3 separate regions of the Homo sapiens genome follow, and regions 2 and 3 are each linked to region 1. The links are chromatin loops, found by intact Hi-C in ENCODE. Cell type or tissue: heart right ventricle. All regions are shown on one strand. Region 1 has its middle 13 kb from the start of ARMC2. Region 2 overlaps SESN1 (sestrin 1). Region 3 overlaps ARMC2 (armadillo repeat containing 2).

Evidence for each region. A loop is a pair of places that touch in the nucleus more often than their neighbours do. Peaks named below come from ENCODE experiments on the same cell type or tissue, not always from the same donor. Only the 100,000 strongest peaks of a DNase experiment are listed, where the experiment ranks them.
Region 2: it touches region 1 in a loop (4-fold over the local background); 56 of 110 quality-filtered maps call a loop at or near these places.
Region 3: it touches region 1 in a loop (2.0-fold over the local background); 52 of 110 quality-filtered maps call a loop at or near these places.

The regions. Positions count from the first base shown.
Region 1 is chr6:108,831,400-108,839,399 of GRCh38, reverse strand. No RefSeq gene overlaps it. Among named protein-coding and RNA genes, the nearest start is that of ARMC2, 13 kb to the left of the region's middle. In heart right ventricle, CTCF peaks have their summits at 3,773 and 3,974 (motif pointing right); a DNase peak (open chromatin) is centred at 3,979; H3K27ac peaks cover 2,416 bases.
Region 2 is chr6:109,069,729-109,077,728 of GRCh38, reverse strand. All of the region lies in intron 1 of SESN1 (sestrin 1), which reads left to right. Among named protein-coding and RNA genes, the nearest start is that of SESN1, 21 kb to the left of the region's middle. In heart right ventricle, CTCF peaks have their summits at 3,961 and 4,164 (motif pointing right); no DNase peak of the experiment used is centred here; H3K27ac peaks cover 1,472 bases.
Region 3 is chr6:108,881,599-108,889,598 of GRCh38, reverse strand. The region is part of intron 5 of ARMC2 (armadillo repeat containing 2); the gene reads right to left. Among named protein-coding and RNA genes, the nearest start is that of ARMC2, 37 kb to the right of the region's middle. In heart right ventricle, no CTCF peak of the experiment used is centred here; no DNase peak of the experiment used is centred here.

The DNA of each region.
Region 1 (8,000 bases):
CCTCTAATTAGGCGGCAGGGTCCCACCCCCCACCCCCACCACTTCCCCACCACGTGATGCGCCACCTCCCACTGCAGCCTTGCACCCAACCAGGCTTTGCACTAAAAAACATTGTGATTGCCTCTTGTACCAGCTGGTCTCCTACAGCAGCTTCAGACAGAGCCCCCTGTGGGTCTCCCGCCAGGAGCCACCCTGAGGTCATGTCTGCAAGGAGGAAAGCCCATCCCAAATGGAACAGCATCATTTCATGTTCGCCAAGCACTTGGTAAAGGAGGTCCTTTGCAGACATACAGGCCTTGCTTTCAAGAACCTTACCAAGAAAAAAGATTAATGATGCCTCTGCAGGAAGTTTTCAAAGCTATCCCAAACTCTTTTTCAGTTATTGGTGTGTGTTTTTTTTTTCCACTGTGTATTACACTTCTTGTCCATCTGGGTCACGGAGTGGGGAACTCCAAGAAGAGAATGGAGATGCTAAACTGTATGGAGGCGAGCACCCAGAGAGCAGAGATCTTGTCCCTCTTGCACACCTTTGGGTGCCCTCCACACAAGAATGGAAGCTGGAACATATGGATGTTCTGTGGAATAAGCGACCAAACGAACGTGAACTTGAGTATATGCTATGCAGGGTGAGAGTGTCCTCAAGTGTAACGCTTATGTGCCGGGATGCAGTTCCACCGCCAGTCACCTCCCCAGACCCCTCTCGCCTCCGCCTCCCCAGGCTGCCAGTCATTTCTGGGAGTGCTTGTGGCGGTGCCACCTCACCTGTGCACAGGAACAAGCCCGCTTCTCCCTCCCATTCCCGCCTTCTCAAGGGCCCCTCACTACCGCAGCTGCAAGTGCCTTTTCTTGAGGAGGGCGTGGCTCTGCTGTCCTTCCCCTAGGGCACTCTGAGGTGGGAGTGGCGGGGTGGGCTCTCTGGATCCAAGCCTCCCTTGTCTCTGGGCACAGCCGCACCGCGTCCGCCCAGACTCTCACAGGGCCGGTCACAAACAGAGCGCCCTCAGCCTCCCTCGCACACCTCCCTCACTCAGGCCTGGCCAAGCGACAGACCTCTGCTAGCACTCTCACTTCTAGTCTCTCCATTTCTTCCTCTGGCACCAAGAAACTCCTTCCTTTTGCAGGCACCTGTAGGGGTCACCAGCCTCCCAGATGTAAAGGCAGCAAGGCCCGGTGTGAACGATTGGGAAGGAGCTCCCGGCTAAGGACCCGCAGTCTGGTGAAGTCTCACACGTCCGCTCACACCAGTGCTCACACGGCTGCTGCTCCTAACCACTTGTGATGGGGGGAGAAATCGTGGGAGCTCGTGGCCCCAGTTTCTGGGTCTGTGAAATAAGTGGATCTATGTGGTACCGAGAGATATTTGAGAGAAGAAAGTGAAGACAAGGGGTGCAGGAAGGAAGCAGAGGGGTGGGGAAATCAGTTTAGCCAAGAAAGCCTTGCCAGGGAGTGATACCCTGGCATGGGGAGGACACAGCCCACCCTCAACACCAAAGAGGGCAGCCTTTGTGTAAGTACAGAGGTAAAAGGCTCCTCTCCTCTCTGGGGCTGGTCACACTCCTAGCCCAGGTTGTAGAGAGAAAAGGTGCTAGCATTACTCATTATCTTCTACTGGCATTAATGCTGTAATAAAATGCAACATGTGGGTTTCTGCGTTTTTTTCAAGCTTTAACCACAGAATTGGGACTTAGATGCACTTGCATTGTGGGGAAATGAAACTGAATTTGGAGTCATCCTTCACAGCAGGACAGATGCCACAGGCAAAGTTGTCAGGGTCTCAAAGTTAGAAAAGGGATCTTGAGTTCTCTTCTTTTGGCTCCTCCTTTTCTCTCTCTTTTCCTTGTTCCTTCCTGCCTTCCTGTCTGCCTTCCTGTCTCCTTTTTCTGTTTCTCTGTTTCTTCTTTCTTTCTCCCCTCCCCCAGTCCTCTCCTCCCCTCTCCCTGCCCTTCCTTAACCACAAATGTAACCAACCCCAAACCACTGACTTGCTGTTCTGCTCATTCATCCTTACGGGTTTTCTTGGTTACATAAGCTCTCCAGTTTTGGCATATTTGGGAATCATTTATTTCATTATATAGTAAGACCTCGGTGGCCCAAGGGACATTTTTTTCCTGCCCCTTCCCAGTTCCATTTACGTGAGGCCCCAGTGAGATTTCTGAAAGAAAATGATAGACGGCCCCAGGACTGATGTTCCGGCCTCGGGAGACCTGACACAGAAGGTTTCTGTTCTGGGGAATACGCATCAGTGTTGGAGGAGACCTTTTAACAAATTGTAAACTTTTCATCTCTTTATTAAGATGGAATTAACATAACATAAAATTAACCATTTTAAAGTACACAGTTCTGTGGCATTTTGTACATTCACAATGCTGTAAAACCACTATCCCTATTTAGTTCCGAAACACTTTCATCACCCCTAAAGGACTCATTAAGCAGCCATTTCCAATTTCTCCTTCCCCTCAGCCCCTGGCAAGCATTAACCTGCTTTCTGTCTGCCTGGATTTACCTATTCTGAACATTCTGTATAAATGGAATCATATAATACATGGCCTTTCGGGTCTGGCTTCTTTTATTAGGTATAATGTTTTCAAGGCTTATCCATGTTACAGCATGTATCAGTACTCCCTTTGTCTTTTTAGGGCTGAGTAATGCTCTTTTCCACAGATATACCACATTTTGTTTATCCATTCATCAGCTGATGGAGCATTCAGATTGTTTCACCTTTTAGCTATTATGAATAGTGCTGCTATTTGTGTACAGGTTTTTGTGTAGACAAAGTTTTTATTCCATCCAAGAGTTACTGGGTCATATAGTAATTCTGTTTAAAATTCTGAGGAACCATCAAACTGTCTTCCACAGTTGCTGCACCATTTTACATTCCCATCAGCAGTGTATGAAGATTCCAATTTCTACCCATTCTAGCTAATACTTGCTATTGTCTGTGTTTTTAATTATAGTCCTAGTCCTTCTAGTGAGTGTTAAGTATTTCAAGGTGGTTTCAGTTTGCATTTCACTAGTGACTATTAATATTGAGTATCTTTTTTTTTTTTTTTTTTTTTTTGAGACCAGGTCTCCGTGTGTTGCTCAGGCTGGAATGTAGTGGTGAGATCATAGTTTACTCCAGGCTTGAACTCCTAGGCTCAAGTGATCCTCCTGCCTCAGCTCCTGAGTAACTGGGACCACAGGAACATACCACCATGTCCAGCTCTGGGCATCTTTTCAAGTGTGTGTTGGTCATTTGCGTATCTTCTTGGAAAAATATCAATTCGAGTCCTTTGGCCATTTTTAAATTGGGTTGTCTTTTTGTTGGGGAGTCATAGACTTCTTAAATATTCTGGATATTAGATCCTTTCGTATATGGTTTGTAAATGTTTTCTCCCATTCTGTAGTTTTTCTTTTTATTTTCTTGATAGTGTCCTTAGATGCACAAAAGAGTTTTTAATTTTGATGAAGTCTAATGTATCTCTTTTTTTCCATGTGTTGCTTGTGCTTTTGGCATCTTATCTAAGAATCCATTGCCAAATCCATGGTTGTGAAGATTTTCTCCTGTTTGTTCTAAGTTTTAGCTCTTACATTTAAGTCTTTGATTCATTTTGAGTTAATTTGTATGTATGGTGTGGTTAGTGGCCAAACATCATTCTCTTGCATGTGGTTATCCAGTTGTCCCAGCTGTTGAAGAGGGAAAAAACTTTTTTGAGGCAACAATATGTTATATCACTTAAATGTCCTTCAATGATGCAGGGCCAGGGTTGCCGGAGTGGAGATTTTTGGGAAAAGGGGCAGTAAGATCCTGAGGGTGTGAGCTGATAAGACAGTGGTTGCTGTGATGTTCTGAAGAAACAAAGCCCACTGCTCTTCTGCCAGCAGCCACCTGAGGCATGGCAGGAGAGTGGGGACAGTGATGAGAGGAGAGGTGGCTCTTGGCAGCAACAAGGTCAAACTGTGCTGAGGCAGCAGCAATGGTGTCTGTGGCCACCAGGGGGCAGAGCAGAGGTGGGTACCAAGCAGGAGTACATTAAATGGCCACCACGGTGCCCCATGTAGGCAGAGGGCCCTCTGCTAGGAGAAGAAAAGGACTTAAAGGACATGGGTTTCAGCATTTCCATTGTTGGGTGCTTGAAGCCAAAAATTATTTTTGTTACTTTTTTCTTGTCCTCCCCGGGGATGGCACGGCCTGGAAAAGCAAAAATTACGATTAATTTCCCTTTTCAAAATGCAGTTCAGAAAAGAACATTCTGTTTTTCAGGACCCTGGCTTTCTGTGAGAAAGCCTATCCTAGCATTCAAAATTAAGTTATGTTTGCCAAAATGTAAATTTCTTTCAATCGCTATTTGTTTTAAAGTCACTGCTTATATTTGTGGCAGATAAAATAATAGGGAAAAGGAGGAATAATTTATCTAAAAAATAGCAATTCTATTTTTGGGAAGGGATGTCACAGAGAACTGCTATAGTTCTGTAATATTAATCTATGTCAGATTTTTCAAATGTCAAGAATACAGTTTACATTTACTGCCACAAATTTGGTGAACATTCTTCATTATGCACTAAGCAGAAAATTTGAAAGTAAATGTTCAGCAATGCTCAGACAAATGAAGAAATCCCCTCCCCCAGGCCATCTTTTGACATAACTAGGACAATCCAATATAATAACCCTCTAAAAGGATTAATTCTGCCTAAAACCAGCTCCTGAAGAAACCACATGGCACTTTCTGAAACGTTCTTGATAATGTTCACATCTTTATCACAGTTACAACCCATGAGCCTGGTGCTCACTCAGTGTCTTTGAAGATTCTATGACAATGCTGAATGAGGGCATCTTTACAATCACAAGAAACCATCAATAACATTAAAATCTACAGAATAAAACAGCGTAAGTTTCCATTTTGCTTCTATTAAATATTAGAAAATACCCATTGCTGGTGATGGTGTAGTGGAACTCGTCCACACCTACATTGCCAATAGCAATGCAAAGCCATTAGAAATATTTATATGATTTAGTGATTTGCATTATCCAAAAGAAGAATAATCTTTTACACCTGTTTAATACAAAATTAATATAAGAGCATTTGCAAGCCAGAAGCCTCTTAACCATCTAGTGAGGGTGGTAGTGGTTAGGTAAAATATACTGTAACCATTTAATGCATATAAGGGTAAAGTAGAGGCATTGAGATATACAAATGACACAATGTTCAGAGGCACAAATAGTTCTGTTGAGGCAGGGGGAGAAGCAGAATTTTAAGTGCAGTTTTTCCTTCTGTTATTTAAAGTATCATTCATAGTTGCCATAATATTTTTTGTTTGATAAAAATGTTAAATTAATTGCAGGGTAGGTACATTACCTTTTGGTTATATGTAAGAGGATACAAAGTTAAGCATACATAGCATTTCATGTTTTAAAATTTTTTTTTATTTCAGTAGTTTTTAGAGTACAAGTGGTTTTTGGTTACATGGATGAATTGTATAGTGGTGAAGTCTGAGATTTTGGCGCACCCATCACGTCACCTGAGTAGTGTACGTTCTACCCAATATATCATTTTTTTTAATTATTTTATTTTTTGAGACAGAGTCTCGCTCAGTCGCCCAGGCTGGAGTGCAGTGGCGCGATCTCGGCTCACTGCAAGTTCCGCCTCCCGGGTTCACGCCATTCTCCTGCCTCAGCCTCCCGAGTAGCTGGGACTACAGGCGCCCACCACCACGCCCGGCTAATTTTTTGTATTTTTAGTAGAGACGGTTTCACCGTGTTAGCCAGGATGGTCTCGATCTCCTGACCTCGTGATCCACCCGCCTCGGCCTCCGAAAGTGCTGGGATTACAGGCGCGATCCCTCAGCACCCCCCACCCACCCCGTAGCCCATTATATCACTCTGTAGCATTTTGTTTTTAAAAACGTTTACATTTATGCTTTGCTTGGCTTGGTTGGACTGGTCTATGATTACTTCCACACTGTATTAAGTTATATACCTACCCATTAGGCCGGGGTAGGGAGGAACCCTCAGGGGTCAAGCCATTCAGTGGCAAGTCTCAAGGGAGAGCCTGGGCAGACTTCCAGGGAAAGCTTGGTGAGTGGGCATCACAAGGAAGACAGTGGCAGAAAGGAAGCCGACTTTGGCGTCGGGGTATAACTTCTGCGGCATCTTCATACTTTATCGTCTGTGAATGCTACACTGCGGTGCTCCACAGAGCGTACGGCACCCTGGTGTTCTGCAGTGCCCAGTATCTACTGATCCCCTACTGTAGTGGACACAGTTTTGCCTACTTCTTCCTTGCAGAATTCCTGGTAATGAACGACAAAACCCACTCAAGTTAGTTTAGGCCAGAAAGGAATTTTTTGAGAAACATAGGGAGCTCATAGAATTTCCAGGAGGGCTGGAAAATAAAGGCTTGAAGGCTACATAACCTGGAACAATACCCAAATTATCCTACCAAGCTGCTCCAGCGGAGGCCTGCATCCGCTGCCGCCTACAGCGCAGATGCTATGCACAGGATGCTACCACTCAGCTGTCTCCGAAAACTTGACTGTCTTTCTGCAATGCTCCTCCACCTTCACCGAAACACGGATTCTGCCTGGCACCTGATTCCACACTTTTCTCAGTTCTGAATTCAGGCATTATGCAGGTGTGTCTGATTGGAGGAGTCCAGGTGACATACCTGTACCCACACATGCCTGCTGACTGGGAAGATGAATTCTGTTTTCCTCTTTGGTGGGCAGGACTCATAAAGTGGGAAATTTCTCAAATATAGTCAGCCACGAATGTGACAAATGTCCACTATTTGCTAACAAAATCTTACCTAACTTTGTCCAGCTGTCTATTTTACTCTTTGTGGCCATGAGCTTTGGGGAAGGTTGCCCCCTTCCCAGCTACTCTGATTAAGCCAGTTGTGGACATTCCATTTCCTTGATGTTACCTCACGGAAGAGGCATGTGACTCAGTGTGACCAATGATTCATGAAGACACATCTGCTGAGGGATTTCCAGGAAAAGTTTCTTAGTTCTTCAAAAGGTACACATGTAATCCCAGCACTTTGGGAGGCCGAGGCAGGCGGATCATGAGGTCAGATCAAGACCATCCTGGCTAACATGGTGAAACCCCGTCTCTACTAAAAATACAAAAAATTAGCTGGGCGTGGTGGCGGGCGCCTGTAGTCCCAGCTACTCGGGAGGCTGAGGCAGGAGAATGGTGTGAACCCAGAAGGTGGAGCTTGCAGTGAGCCGAGATTGCGCCACTGCACTCCAGCCTGGGCGACAGAGTGAGACTCTGTCTCAAAAAATAAAAAAAAGGGACACAAAGACACAGTACTTCCCTTGTTCTGCCTCTGGAGAGTGGTGTGTGAGGATTTGAAGCCCAGAGCTGCTGCAGCCATCCAGTGACTGACACGCTTAGAATGGCAGAGCAGAAAGACGGAATCAATCTGGATCCTTGATAACATTACTTGGCCACTGAATCAACCACCCTGTGTTTGTTCCATCTCAGAATTCCATCTCAGAATTACTCCTCCACCTTCACCAGAACATAGATTACATTTCTGTGATGATTAGGCCAGTTAAGTTGAAGTTTTCCTGTTACTTGCCGCCCAAAGCATCGTGATCTACTTCCGTGTCCAGCCCTGTAAAAATGATTGTGATAGATAGGAACATAAGGCGTGGCCATCTCCTTGGACCTGAGCAGCCTGTGGATGTGTATCCATGAAAATAAAATGGATGTAAAGCGTGGCCATATTCAGAAAGTCCCTTCTGGACAACTGTCCCTCTCAGAAGTGGACTCAGCATTCATTCTTCCTCTACAATAGCAGCCGATTTCATTTTGTGGAATTTCCTTTCCTCCATTATGTTCAGTAAATGGAAACAATCTGACCTGCCACCAAGAAGGCTGAAGGGGTTCCTGAAGGTTCTTTCTGGCAGATACTTCCTGTCACCCCGAGCAGCCAAAAGCAGGCTCACACCTAAGCTCAGTCAATCAGACCCTTTCTCTCAAGACTTTTCGTCTCCAACCAAGTGATTCAAGG
Region 2 (8,000 bases), 240 kb before region 1:
ATTTAGTCAAGGAAACGGGAAGCTCCTAGGCATTCTCATTGAGAAGAAGTACTTGCAGCCACCTTAGTGCTCTTTCCTTGGACCCCAGGGTTCCCAAAGGTGGGGTGCAGCTGCTGGTGACACTGTCTGATCATGTGGGTCACACCAGATCTGCAAAACTCAGTTCATGCCATACTATTGTCTTTTTATATTTGGGGTTTACATTCATATTCTGGATGAGTTTACACAACTATCTGTGCACTTTGTCTGAAGTCTCATTTCCCTGCAATCTCCAATTTTATACCTACAACAATTCTGGGAGGTGAGTTTTAGTTTTTATAGATGAGGAAACAGACCCAGAAAGATGAACTTAAATAGTGAATACTGGAGTCGAGAAGGCATGTCTGATTTCTAAGTCTCTGTTCTTAATCACTAGTCTATTTTCCTAGAGTTTTTTGGTTTTTTTGTTTTTGCTTTTTACAGTGAGCATGTATTATTTTTGTATTGGAAAACAAAATCAATGGGGAAAAAGTATGTGAAATGTAGGGTGATACAGTACAGTCATGTGTCACATAATGACATTTCAGTCAACAACAGACTGCATATACAATAGTGGTACTATAAGATTATAATATATTTTTACTGTACTTTTTCTATGTTTAGATATGTTTAGATACAAAAATACTTATCGTTGTGTTAGAACTGCCTACAATATTCAGTCCAGCAACATGCTATAGAAGTTCGCAGCCTAGGAGCAATAGGCTCTACCATAAAGCCTAGGTGTGTAGTAGAGTTTACCCTCTAGGTTTGTGTAAACACACACAATGATTTTTGCACAAAGATTAGATCACATAACAACACATTTCTCAGAATATATTTGTGTCATTAAGTGAAGCATGACTGTAATTCAGAGCAAGGAAAGATCAGGATGGGTTGGAATAATAAAGACAGCTTAATACAGCAAATAAATTTTACTGTAATAATTAACTTTTATTCTCAGTTTGTCTGTCATTTACACAAGTATACACTGCCTCTATCCCAAACATGCCTAAACCAAATCTCGGATGACTGGCTGGAAGTAATTAATGTTCTGTTGTTGTTTCCTGCAGACTAAGTTTTGGCCTCATTTTTGTTTCCTTTTTGTGGCCCCCTTTTATCTTCCTTGCGCCATCTGTCAGTGCCTGTATGAACATGTAACTATAACTTGTGTCAAAGCTCCTCACTACATTGATGGGCATTATAAATAAAACAATTCCAATAAAACAAGTTTCCATAAAGTAATACCCTCGTAATTTAAAGACTGAGATGGCCAAAAGAAGTTGTAAAATTTACATTAAAGAATTGAAATTTCCCTAGAATGTTACTATGCTTGACATTCAAACTCATACACTTATACTGTATTGAAAACTTATTGAAAGAAAGTAGATTCTTATCAAGCAAATTAAACTTACAGCATAAACTAGGACTGATATTCAGCCAGTATGCATTGGCACAGCAGTACTTGTTAAAATACTGAACTGTTTTCATACTAGTTGGTAAATAGTAAATTGAAGCTGCAAACCACAGTACAATTAGTGATACATAATAAAGATGGATGATTTATCTTAGAAACCACACATGCACTTAGATTCCAATCTGGTCTGGTCACTGAAGCATGGAACTAGGAAGTTTGCTCAAACATCATATTATTTATTTCAGATGTTGGGGAAAGTGCAGAAGCCCTTGGATGACAGAGAGAGACTATGCAGTGAACTGGAGAGGACCTAATTTGTGAAAGTGTCAGTCATGCCAAAGGGAGGAGCAGGGTCCAGGCTTAGGTGGTTACTGCAGAGGCTTCCACAAGCCGAGGAAAAAGACCCTCAGAGTCATTCCCTCTGGGGTCGGGGAGGGGGTGTTGAGGAGCTTTTATTTTTTTAACAACTGAATTAGTTTTTTATAGCCTCATTACAAATTTGGTAGTTTAAAACAACACACAACTATTATTTCACAATTTCTGTGAATTAGGAATCTGCTTACACCTTAGCTGGGATCCCTGTTTCAGGGTCTCCTATAAAGCTGCAATTACAGTATCTGCCAGGGCCATGGTCTCATCTGAAGGCTCAAATTGGGAAGAGTTTTCATCCAAGTTCATTCAGATGATGTAAGATTCAGTTCCTTGCAGGCTAATGGATTGAGGGCCTCAAGTTCTTAGTTATGTTAGCTGGAGGCCACCCTCAGTTCTTTGCCACATGGGCCTTTCCATTTGCTTCTTCAAAGGAAACGTGAGGAGCTGGAGAGAGTATTAGCCTGAGAAAGAGTGCCAGCAAGACAGAAATCACAGTCTTTTATAGCCTAATCTTGGAAAAAACATCCCATAACTTTTACCTTAATCACTTCATTAGAAACCAGCCAACTAGGTTTAGTCCATACTCAAAAGGAACAGATTACAGAAAAGAGTGAATACCAGGAGGATCATTAGGAACCATTTTAAAAGCCATTGGGAACCATTACCCTAACAACCTATCTCCTGAAGCTAGGAGTTAGGAAAAGAGTCCTTCCTGCATACTATGAAGAGAGCTGTGATTTAGGGTATATGCTTAGAAACCTGATTAATGTCAGAATAGAGTGTGCTTCAGCTAGTGATAGTATGAGTCCAGTCTCGACTTCTTCCTACCTTTGCAACCATTCTCCAGATAAAGGAGCCTCACACCAGCCTGAACAATAGATGCTCTACCCCAGTGCCTGCCCCCTCACTAGGTGGGGCTCACCATGCCTCAGTGGGAGAGGCCTGCCTGGCTCTAGCAGCTTCTTCATCTTCCTCGTTCTTCCTTTCCTCCATGACTCTTGTCAACCATTATTCCTATGCAACTTTAGGAAATGTTTTACTTCCCATTCTTGGTACTAAAAGCAAAACAGCATTTGTCCAAAAGGTAGGAAATGGCAGTCAGCTTTCTTTTCATCATTTGATACTTCTCTAGTGAGCTGTGAGTCAAATCTCTTCTGTGTCTATGATTTGAGGGGAAAGAGAATTAAAAGCAAATCCCAAAACTTTAATGAGCATTGTCAAATGAATAAGGAGTGAGATTAAATATTAAGCAAACCCAAATTTTATTCAGATCACCCAAAGTCAAGTTGGTGTACTTTACTATCAATTTTGTGTTATTTATAAGGAACAGATGAAATAATTTTGTCTTTTTTCACTTTATAAACCATAATTCTTATGTATTTTGGCTATTGTAGAGCTACCCACAAATGATTACATAATTTATAGCAATTTATTTTAAAAATTTAACCCACTGAATACAATGTTGAGATGAGAGCTTTTCAATGACAGAGAAAGCTCTTGATTTTAGTAGAGAAACAAATTATCAATATTTATAATTTTCTCATTTCATTTTTAGCATCTTGGCCAAATGTTTTATTAAAATTAAACTATTTTTAATGTATATTTTAAATCTAGAAGGTATATACATATATACACACATATATACAGTTATGTGTTGCTTAATGACAGATATATTCTGAGAAATGCATTGTTAGGCAATTACATAATTGTGCAAACATCATAGAATGTACTTACACAAACATAGATGGTATAGCCTACTACATATCTAGGCTATTGCTCTTAGGCTACAAACCTCGATAGCACATTACTGTAATGAATAGGCAATTGTAACACAATGGTATTTGTGTTATCTAAACATAGAAAAGGCACAGTAAAAATGTTGCATGATAATTTTATGGGATGACCATAGTATATATGGTCCATTGTTGACCAAAATGTTATTATGTGACACGTGACTGTATGTCCCAATACTAATAGCGGTTATCTCTCTTGGCAGTGGTTTATGCTTTTCTTAATTTTTCCAAGATTTCTATAATGAGTTAATCTATTATAATGAGACCAAACACATGTCATTAAAAAGAAAATAAGTCAAAACACCACTTTCTATTCATAGAAGAGTGGCTTTTAAGGTAAGTAGAACTTCAGTAAACTGTACTCTCTGAAATGTCTCTTCTAATATGGTATATACCAACTTTTAAAGCTGAGATTTTTATTTAGAAATAACTTTCTTTCAAACACCTTGGCTGTTAATGAAGAATATTTTTTCCTAATGAGTTTTGCATTTGTGGGTTTTTTCCCCTTTGTGTTTACACTGAATAAAAATTTACTCCTAATTCTCAGCTTTTAGCTTTTATGAGCGCTAGATGGCACTCTTGCTCAACCAAAATCTAGTTTGTTGCCCATATTTTGGTGCTGTGGGTCTTAGGAGAAGACGGGTTTGCAATGTCACAACACTTATGTTTTTAAAGGGGGGTTGGGGAAAAGAGACCAAAGTTTCCAAGTTTAAATAGCCGAGCTTAACTGATTTAGTGTTTCCATCTATTGAGAAAATAACCATATAATAACAACGATAACAGTCATTCATTTCACAAATATTTTTTGAGCACCTACCATCTTTAGTACTGTTCTAGGTACTCATATGCACTAAAGGGAAAAATAGATAAAAATCACTACCCTCGTAGAGCTTACATTCAAATGCTTGGATTTTTTTTTGCAGGTGCCACTTTAAACTCTGTACATGCATTCACCCATTTAATAGGAGGCTGAGACACAAAGAGGTTATCTAATTTGCCCCTGTTCACCTAGCTAGTGCAGATGGCAGAGCAAGGATTCAAACTCAGACATTTGGTCTCCAGAGTTTATTTTGTTAATTTCAATACTATACTGCCTCTTGAAACTAAAAAAACAAACAAAAAAACACTTTATTTTTTATTCTATTGAATGCAAATAATAAAAATTTACCTATTTATAATTTTTTCTAAATCTGCTTAATTCAAATATCTTTGCCATTTTATTAAAAAAAAAATTGACTAGATAAAATGTCTGTATTTTTTGGTGATTCCGTAGTCAACTATCGTGTTGCCTTAGCTCTCTTTCAAGTCACAAACACAGCTGGCCTTAAGTATTTATTTAAGCATCTTTATATTCCTGTTTACTTTAAACTCCTTGAATTAGCCATGCAATAATTTGGGTATGTTGTATTAAGAGCTCTACCACATTATGGTTCAGTCATTGTATAATTAAACATGAGGCATCAAGAATCAAAAGTTACTGTTTTACTTGCCTGCTCTCTCCATTGTGTCATTTTACATTTTAGTAGTACTGTGTTTTGTTTATTAAAAAAAGTAAAATCAACAATATACTATGAAGCTGAAAAATGATACAGAAGCCTAAATCATTTCTTAGTCTAGAGATGCATTTCATGGTTTTTAGAGGGCAGAAGGAACAAATTTACCTTTCTCTAAAAACATGCGACTTGGGGAAATTATATGTGACTTAGGGAAATTATGCTTGTGTTTCTCAAGGACTGGAGTTATATTCAACAACATACTTGTTGTAAACTACTGACTATAGAAGGGAAATCACCCACTATACAATAAAAATATTTATGGCTAATTCACACATAGATAACCTATCATTGAAACTTGCCTTTCAGGAAGCTGAAATAATTAATTCTTAACAGCTAGCTAGGTCCTTTTTCTTTTTTGCTGCAGAACTGTGTTAGAGGATAAAGCTGTATTTTTGAAATGCTAATAATTAAGAGTTAACTGTGTTTTAATTAAATTAAGTAATTAGTAAAAGAGGATCACTCCCTTCACCAGGGAGAAGAAAGTTTTCAGAGCAGAGATTTATTTTGGAAGATGCTACAATGTAAGCATTCTCAAATTGAGGATTATTGCTATTTTAGGTGTCTGAACCCCTTAAGCTGCATGCAAAACTGTGTACTCACTTGCATTTTTCTTGGGAGAGAGCCCGTGTTTTATCAGATTTTCAAAGAGATTGTGATCTTAAAAGATTAAGAACCATTGCTAAAACGAGAGTGACCTGCTGCATGTTAAACTTATTTTCCTTAAACTTTAGAGAAAAATTGAAGTGATTGAAACTGGGGAGTTTTAAACCAACAAAGGGAAATTTTTGTTGACTAAATGTTAGCTCGTGCCTCTGAGTCTGCTGAGTGAGTACAAGACACATTCTTGCAGTGTGTCTGGTGAATATTTGTACTTGAGTTTCTTATGATGCTGGTCTTAAACTGGCAGGCCCTCACCTGGCAGTTTACAGGTTAAAAGTTTAAGTCTGGCTTCCAGAATATGAAAACACAGGGAGCTCAGCTGAGCACAGCAGAGTTGCAGCCCTCATGTAACATGAACAGGAAATACATATTAACACAGAAATTGATCCTAGACTGCCGGGGTCCATATCCCGATTCTGCCTGTCTAACCTCGAGGAAGTTACTTACCATCTCTGAGCTTCAGTTTATCATCAGCAAAATGAAGATAAAAGGACCTTCATCTCTTTAAGGTACTTAGCATTGTGCCTGTCTTAGAACTTAGTATGGTAAAAAAAAAAAAAAAGAAACAAAAACTATCTTTGTATATGCCTTAGTTATCTAAAATAGCACCTCTTCTTACCCTCTAGATCCTTATCTTGATTTATTTTTCTTCTTTGCCCCAAACACGACCTGAACTCGTTATTTACTTATATATTTATTCTGTCTGCCCTAGTAGGTTATAAGCTCCAGGAAGACTGAGACTTTTTCTTGTTCATTGCTGGACCCTCTAGACCAATGCTATCACATACATTGTCCAACAAATGTTTGTTGAATGAATGAATAATGTTAGCTATTATTATTACTTGGCAGTTTCTACCCACCCTCTCTCCCATCTGTGTGGACTGACTGTAGCTTTTTCTCTTTAAATGAGATGGGTAAACCAGGAGGAAAACGTCCTTCCCTACCTGGGTAGCTGAAGTCATAGCTTCAAAAGGAATATTAATTTCTTATACGCTCTTACTACTCAAGGTGTAGCCTATGGGTCAGCAGCATCAGTATCACTTAGGGAAGATATTGGAAATGCAGAATCTCAAGCCTCACCCCAGTTCTACTGGATCAGACTTGAATCCCCAAATGGTTCTAATGAATGTTATAGTTTGAAAAATGCTATGTTGACCACTTTAAGAATTTTGGATTTTATCTTAACAGTAATAGAGAACCACTAAAATCCTTTAGGTTGGAGATTACATTTTCAGATTTTTGATTTAAAGTGATTAACTTGTATTAGAAACAGTAGTTGTCTTTGGAAAAAGTAGCCATTGGCTGGGGACAGGAATGAGTCCAAGGCTTTTCACTGTATACGTTTTCATAAGCCCATTTCAACTGGTGGGCCCTGGCGGTGGCCTGTCTATGCTGTTCTCCCACCCCAATCCCACCCACCCCTACACTATGAAGGATAGACACCCTGCCCTCACATCAGCTGCTGCACACCCCACATACAGCTGCTGCCTGTCCACTTTCTGAGCCTAAGGTTGCGTACATGGGCCTTGTGTTCAGCCATAGGGAGGACAACCCATGTGTAGGCCCAGAGAGCTGGCTCAGCCCATTTGAGTAGAGATTCCTACGGTTCCAAGTACCTGAAGCATAATCTGGGTGGGCACATGCCCTAGTCCTGTGGACTTCATCTCTCAGAGGGGTGCAGCTGGAGGAGGTCCACAGCAGGCCCTCTAAAGTGTAGGGGCCCCACTCTCTGGGTCTCAGAGACTTAATGCTCTTTTGCACTTCCTACATTCAAATCACGTGAAAGTATTTTGTTCAATGTGAATCTGTTACCTACATTTAAAAAAATAAAATGGAACATTAAAATAAAATGATGGTTCTTGTGTGGGGCATGGATAGGTACAACAAAGGAGGCATGAAGACCAGTTAAAGGGCTGTTGCATTGTTTCAGCAGTAGGTGATGTAATGCTTGGATTAGCGTGATAATAAGATGTGGTTTCATCACATTTTTTAAGTAATTCATTGCTATGTTTTTTAAGTTTCATAAGCTCAGTATTAATTTTCTTAAGAGTTTGTGGAGGCTGGGTGCAGTGGCTCACAACTATAATCCCAGCACTTTAGAAGGCTGAGGCAGGAGGATTTCTTGAGGCCAGGAGTTTGAGACCAGCCTGGGAAACATAGTGAGACCCCCCCTCCCACCATCTCAAC
Region 3 (8,000 bases), 50 kb before region 1:
CATGGTGGCACACACCTGTAGTCCCGGCCACTTTGGAGGCTGAGGCAGGAGGATCGCTTGAGCCCAGAAGGTCGAGGCTGCAGTGAGCTGTGATTGTGCCATTGCATTCCAGCTTGGGTGACAGAGTGAGACCCTGTCTCAAAAATAATAACAGGCAGGGCGCAGTGGGTCACACCTGTAATCCCAGCACTTTGGGAGGCCGAGGCAGGCGGATCGCCTGAGGTCAGGAGTTCGAGACCAGTCTGGCCAATATGGTGAAACTCCATCTCTACTAAAAATACAAAAATTAGCCAGGCATGGTGGCGGGCGCCTGTAATTCCAGCTACTCAGGAGGCTGAGGCAGGAGAATCGCTTGAACCCAGGGGGCAGAAGTTGCAATGAGCCGAGATTGCACACTTCACTCCAGCCTGGGTGAAAGAGCAAGACTCTGCCTCAAAAAATAATAATAATAAAAGAATAAAAGTTAAACCAGCAAATGACAACACTACTCTCAGAAGGGGAATAGCATGAGTGAAAATAAAGACAGGCATAAGCAGACTGATACTGAGGGCAGGGGATAAGTGCCCAGGGCAAGTAAGACAGTCATAGAAGGTTTCCATGGGTTTACTCAACCCACACTATGGGCTGAGTAAATGAATCTGATTTGACAGGCAATAAGGAACTGTCATGGGTTCTTATACAAGGAAGTGATGCGATTTGGGGGTGTGCAATGTCAAGAGTATTTAGGAGACTTGGAGAGAAGGAACAAGGACTAATCTGAGGGTGACAGTGGAATTGGAGAAGAAGGAACACATTCAAGAGGTTCCGTAAGTCAAGGGTTGACAGGATTTCAGGCAGAGGAAATAACAGAATGTAGCCATGGAGGAATAGGATAGCAGGGGAAGCCTACCAGGGTTTCCACACAGCCATAGAGCTGAAGTCCCACAGTAAGACTGAATGGGGAAGAGAGGCATCAAGAAAAGAAAATCACTCCGTTAAGGAGAAAAGGAAGAATAGATGGACTTATGTACTCAAAAGAAATCTGTTTCTCTGTAAATTCTGCTCATTGGTCTTCGTTCTACTAATTGGAACTGCATGAAACAAATCTTTATTCTTTTTCTCCTTGATAATCCTGCACATATTTAAAGATGTTGCATTCCCCACATAAAGTCATCTCCTATGGTTTAAATCCCATGGTCCGACCACTTACAGCCGTGTGACCTCGGGTAAGTTTTGGTTTCCTCATCTGTAGAAAGGTGTGGTAAATAACACTATCCCCCAATGTGAGACTGTTGTGAGGACTAAATGATAGGATGTGCGATTGCTTGGCACAGTTCCAGGCACATGGTAACTAATACATGTTTACTATTATGGCTGTGGTCATCACTGATGTCATCAGCAAACTCCTCCAGTCCCTTCTACTGTTCCTCACATGATGCGGTTTCAAATCTCTTCCAGGACAATCAGTTACTCAAAGTGAGTGTTCGCTTGTCTGGATCCCTTTTAAAGTCTGGAACCCAGCACTCAGCCAAAGGTAGTATGGCTTGAGGACAGAGAGGAGATGTTCTACGTAACGCTGCAGCCTAAAATGACATTAGCGGTTTGGTGGTCACGTCACAGTGGTGGGTGTCTCTAATCTTTTCCTGCATGTTCACTAAGGCAGATTTTCCCATCCAGGTTGGGCCTTTGCTTGTTCTTCCTAAATTCCACAGTGCCGCATTTGGCAAAGCATTCCTGCCTATCAGATGTTTTTGGATCTTGATTCAGTCATCCAGCAAAATTGTTCTTCCTAGTTTCCTGTTCCATATTATTAAAGACTGTAATTAAATTTTTTGCAATGATTTTTCATGTACCAAAAATAATTTCAGAAGTTATTTCTTAAAGCTCCTCTGTGAAATTCTTCGTACAGGCAGATTGGCACTGTTTTGTTCTTTATGATATCTTGATCGACAAATAACAAAAACCTAATTTCAATGGATTTAAACAATAAATGCAATTTATTGACTCACATAACCTGAATGTGGACAGGTAGGGTGGGTTTTAGGCATGGTGCAATCAGGCCTTTGGCGGCATCTTTCTGCGATTCTCTCAGCTCTGCCCTTCCCTCAGTTCCAGCTGTAACCAGGTTGGAGTTCTGATTAAAGCAAAATGGGTCTGGCATTCCCAGGCCTCTCCTCAGCCCACATGTTTAAGAGCAAAAGCAAAGTCTTCTCTTGCAATCAGTGAGGAGGGTCCTACATTTCACTCTGAACAGCCAGAACCAATCTGTGGCTATGGCACTGCTACACACGGACTGACTTGAGTTACCACTGCCCATCCATGAGTCAATCATGTGGACAATATCTACTTTTGGACCACATGCACCCCAAAGAAATACAAGTATATTTCTTTAAAAATACTATAAAATTAGCCAGGCATGGTGGCTCACATCTGTAACCACAGCACTTTGGGAGGCTTAGGAAGGCAGATCACTTGAGGTCAGGAGTTCAAGACCAGCCAGCCTGGCCAACATGGCAAAACCACATCTCTACTAAAAATACAAAAATTAGCTGGGGGTGGTGGCGTGTACCTATAATCCCAGCTACTCGGGAGGTTGAGGCAAGAGAATTGCTTGAACCTGGGAGGCGGAGGTTGCAGTGAGCCAAGATCACACCACACACCACTGCACTCTAGCCTGGGCAACAGAGTGAGGCTCTGTCTCAAAAAAAAAAACAAAACAAACAAACAAAAAAAAAACTATAAAATTCAGACTTTGCTATAATTCTGACAGTTCTTCTAATTATTATGACTAAGGTTCTTTAGTCAGAGGTCAGCAAGCTTTTTCCCTAAAGAGCTAGATAATATATATTGCACACTTTGTGGGCCAAGTGGGAAAATCCAGGTACTACATGGTTACATTTGTAACCATTTAAAATGTAATGATTTAAAAAAGTGTATAAACCATTATTAGCTCAAGGGCTGTAAAAAAGAAAAACAAAACAAACAAAAACCAGATGGATGGCCAGATTTGGCTCCTGGGCTGTAGTTATATTGTTTGTTTGTTTGTTTGTGAGACGAGTATCGCTCTGTCGCCCAGGCTGGAGTGCAGTGGTGTGATCTCTGCTCACTGCAACCTCCACCTCCCAGGCTCAAGTGATTCTCCTCCCACAGCCTCCCAAAAGTAGTTGGGATTACAGGCATGTGCCTGTAATTAGCCACCACACCCGGCTAATTTTTGGATTTTTAGTAGAGATGGGGTTTCACCATGTTGGACAAGCGGGTCTCGAACTCCCAACCACAGGTGATTCGCCCACCTTGGCCTCCCAAAGTGCTGGGATTACAGGCGTGAGCCACCGGACCTGGCTGGCTGTAGTTTGTTTATTCCTACTTTGGAGGAATAACTAAACAAATATTAAGAAGTAGATTAAACAGAAGGATTTGGAATGTTTAAAAAGTCAATAAATTTATTTCCATTTTGGAAAAAATGACGTAAGGAAATTGTAAAGGATGCTTATGGATAAGAGAAAATTTAGCAACTTTTGAACTAAACTTATCCTTGCCATAAGAAAAAGACACTTCGTTTTTCAAACTAGATTCAAGTTGTGTAGGATCAAGGCAGGTAGTAAATGTTTTAGGCTTTGTGGCCACACAGTTTCTGTCATAAGTACTCAATTCTTGCTGCAGTGTGAAGATGGCCATGGACAATAGGTAAAAGATGAGTGTGGCTGTGTTCCAATACAGTTTATTTACAAAAACAGGCAATGGGCTGGATTTAGCTCATGGGCCTTAGTTTGCTGATCCTGCTTTATAGTCTCTTCCATACTTCGACTGCAATTTGGTAATGCCAACAGAGGGGTGGACAATGGAGGGAGGGTCCCCTCAGCATGTTTCATAGCCTAAAGCACTAGATATACAGTTTCCAGACAGATTATCACTTTTTCTTTTCTTTTCTTTTCTTTTTTTTTTTGCGACAGAGTCTCACTCTGTCACCCAGGCTGGAGTGCAGGGGTGCAATCTCAGCTTACTGCAACCTCTGCCTCCTGGGTTCAAGCGATTCTCCTGCCCCAGCCTCCCAAGTAGCCGGGACTACACCTGGCTAATTTTTTGTATTTTTGGTAGAAATGTGATTTCACCATGTTGGGCATGCTGGTCTTGAATTCCTGACCTCGGCCTCCCAAAGTGCTGAGATCACAGGTGTGAGTTACCGTGTCCAGCCAGATTATCACTTTTTCTTAATTACTAAACTTAAAGCATTCTACTTAAACAGCTATACACAAACACTTGAAATTAAAGGACATGGTTTTAAAGGGATGTCTGTAAGATCAAAATTTTAAGAAAGTCCTCCAAGGTACTTAATAGTGTTGGCTTGGGCACAAGACTAAAATACATACACACACACACACACACACACACCCCTTGGCACCTTTTTTAATAATCACTAACTGGTTATTATTAAAGTTCTATATATATATACACGATTAGATATATTGCTTTGTAGCTATCCATGTTAGCTTAACTTAGTTAACCTTAAATTCCCTTAGCTTAAAGGCTCATGGTTTCATACTCCCCTTAACATTCAAAGCCCCACAGTTTCAAGGTACTGCATGTGAAAAGCCCTTGTAACTTGTCAGTGCTGTACCTGTGAGGATTTCGTTCAGTACAGGGAGCAGTGGCTGTGACTGGCCTCTTCTGCAGCATGCTACTGTGTTAACCAGTGCCATGCAGGGTTCCATCTCTGCTTTCCATTCTGAATGCCCTGGTGCCGTGCTCCCTTCACACCTTACGCCAGAACTGCTACAACAGCTTCCCAATGGCTTCCTTTGTCCCAGGCTCTCCTCTCCCCATTCGTCCTTCACATAACTGACAGCGAAAGTCACCTCTCAGTGGTGCACCTTTATTTAAACAATGGACCCACATACCTGGGAGTAGCATTGAAGGCCATCTGTCATGTGTCCCTAACTTCCCTTCCAGACATGCTGCTCAGCGCTATGGCTTGCAGCCTCAGGATGCCTCCTGCCACTGCCACGTCAAATCCCACTTCTGGCTTATGCTCCTCCTTTAGCCAAGAACACAGTGCTCCATCCCTCACGAAAATCAACCTTCAAAATGCACCCCCAAATCCCAACTACTCTAGGAATTTTCCCTTGATCCTCAAGTCAGAATTAGCTGCTCTGACCTCTAAATTTTCAGTATACCTTCTTTCAGTTCCCCTTTCTTTCCTCCAGCATTTGAGTTCATCTTTGAACAGTGCTTCTAGACCTTGTGTGTGCATTCAAAGCACTTGGAGATCTTATAAAAATGCAGATTCTAATTTGGTAAGTCTGGGGACTTACATTTCTAACAGGCTCCCAGGGGATGCTGATGCTGCTGGTCCAGGGACCATACTTGAGAAGCAAGGCCTGACACGCTGGTAAGCTCTTCATGGACAGGGTCCACTCTTCTATCTCTCAACCCCTCAGCACAGGGCATTGCTTACCAGGAAACGCTTATCGGACAGAAAGGAGGGTCTCTACAAAATCAGGCCAATGTCTTTGTCTTTTCCAAATGGAAAGTTTCTCAGCCACATTGCTCTTAAAATCTTAAAAGAATAATGACTTCATTGTTTTTGAAAAAATGATATATTTATTATTTTTTAAAAGCCAGGCAATATAATAAAGTACAAAGAAGATTTTAAAAAAATTATCCAGGATCCCACCACCCAGAAATAAACATCATAATATGTGGTCAACATCATTCCAGACATATTTCTGCAGATGTTCAGAGGAAAAGATAGAAGAATGAAAGAACAGAAGGGCAGGAGGGAGGGCAGGTAAATGGATACATATAAATGGAATCATACCATACATGTTATTGTAGTGAAAAAGCATTAAGTATAAACTTTGCTTGAACTTAACAAAGAAACAGAAATTGAGGTGAAACTGAAGGAATTGTAGAACTTCAGATGAATGGGTCTTCACAAAGAGAGAATAGTTTCTAAAAGATCTCTCTAAAGTTAAGAAAAAAGTAATGAAAAACATTAGGATGCTGAAATCATTATTTTTTCAACTATATATTGCAATTTCAGACTTTAGCTACTGACAAATCTATTCCCCATTATGAAAGTAAAGAAATCAGTACTCACACTTCCTCCCAAGTACTGGTTTTGGTTATTTATATTACTACCACATTGTCAAGGTTTCTGTTCCATAAGCAGAGTTGTTTAGTTTTAATCCAATACGAAAACAAAATCATTACTGTACTCACCATGAATGCTTTTACCATAGCTTCTTCATTTCTAGGTTTTGAATTTTGACTCATCATTTTGTTGTCTACAGGTTTTCTGGAAAGTGCATGAGTAGTATATTCCCTCAGTTCATTCATATTGAAAGTGTCTATCTGTTGCTTCTGTACAACTGGACTGGCAATACAATTCTTCAGTTACCCCTTATTACACTTAGGACTTCATAGACATTACTGCCTTCTGGCACTGAGTGATTCTTTAAGAAAACCAGAAGCCAGCCTGTCTTCTTCTCCTTTTATGTGACTTGTTCATTCAGCCGGGAGAGCCATATGAAACTTTCTTCCATTTGCCCGCCCAATCAACAATTATTCACTGAGTGCGTACTATGTACTGGGTAGTGTTCTAGTGCTGAGCACTGGTGGAAATGTCTTAGTATGGATTATTCCATATCAAATTTTTCTTGGAATACCATGTGTCCATTTGAGCTTCAGATTTAAGTATTTGTTTCAGAAAGTTTTCTTCTGTTATGTCTTAATATTTTTCTTCTTTCTGCTCTGATCTCTTCCATTCTTCATGAGTTGTTGTGAATATTAAATGACTTAATATACGCAAAGGACTTAGAAAAGTGTCTGACAATTCACAGTAAGACAGCGTTAGCAGAGGAAGTGAAGGAAGATAATTATCTTCTTCAGGAAAACAAGTTTCATTCTTCCATATCTATCTCAATAATCATTTTCATAGCTTTATTATTCATTTCTTTTTGTAAGATTTCTTCTAGCCTGTCCACCATGTCCTACTGTATTTTCACCTGTTTTATTCTAATTTTTTATTCCTAATGTAGCTTTCCTCTTGATACATTTTTCTTTCATTTCTTTTTTGCGTACTGTAAGCTTATTTTTCATCTCCTTATATGGGCTTAGAATCTCTCATTTAAATTCTTATAACCCAAAGAACAGTGCTTTTTTCCTTTTTTTTTTTTTTTGAGAGGGAGTCTCACTCCATCGCCTAGGCTGGAGTGCAGTGGCATGATCTCGGCTCACTGAAAGCTCTGCCTCCCGGGTTCACGCCATTCTCCTGCCTCAACCTCCCGAGTAGCTGGGACTACAGGTGCCTGTCACTATGCCCAGCTAATTTTTTTTTGTATTTTTAGTAGAGACAGGGTTTCACCATGTTAGCCAGGATGGTCTTGATCTCCTGACCTCATGATCTGCCCGCCTCGGCCTCCCAAAGTGTTGGGATTACAGGCGTGAGCCACCATGCCTGAACCCTTTCTTTTTTTTTTTTAAGAGAATGATCACATTATCTATAATTTCTCTGAGACTATGGAAAATTGTTTGAACTCTTTCCATGTTTTTGGAAGGTAATACCTTCTGTGATCCACTTCCTTCATCTTTTTTTTGCTATGTTCCTTATATATCTAAGCTCAAGTCCCACGTTGGTTCCTATCTTAATAGTATTTATCTTTAAACAGAGCCATTTATTTATTAACGCTGAATAAGGATCCATAGAGAGAGCGAACGGAGGTATTCTGTAGCTTAAATTTTAGTCTGTTTTCTTAAACTTGCAATCACCAAATCCATTACCTTTGCTGACCTGGGAGTATATGTTCCCTTGGTTTGTGTGGAGCAGGTCGCTGTGATGCACACAAAAGCCCTTTCACATGCTGGGTTCCTTAAATTCTAATGTATCAAGCCCCTCCCCCAAAACACACACATACACAAACTAGCTGGCTCACATGTAACCAGGAGTGTGTGTCATCCTCAGCTCCATCTTCCCCCTCACTTCTTGATCTGGATCTTGAATGGAGTCCTTACACAGGGCA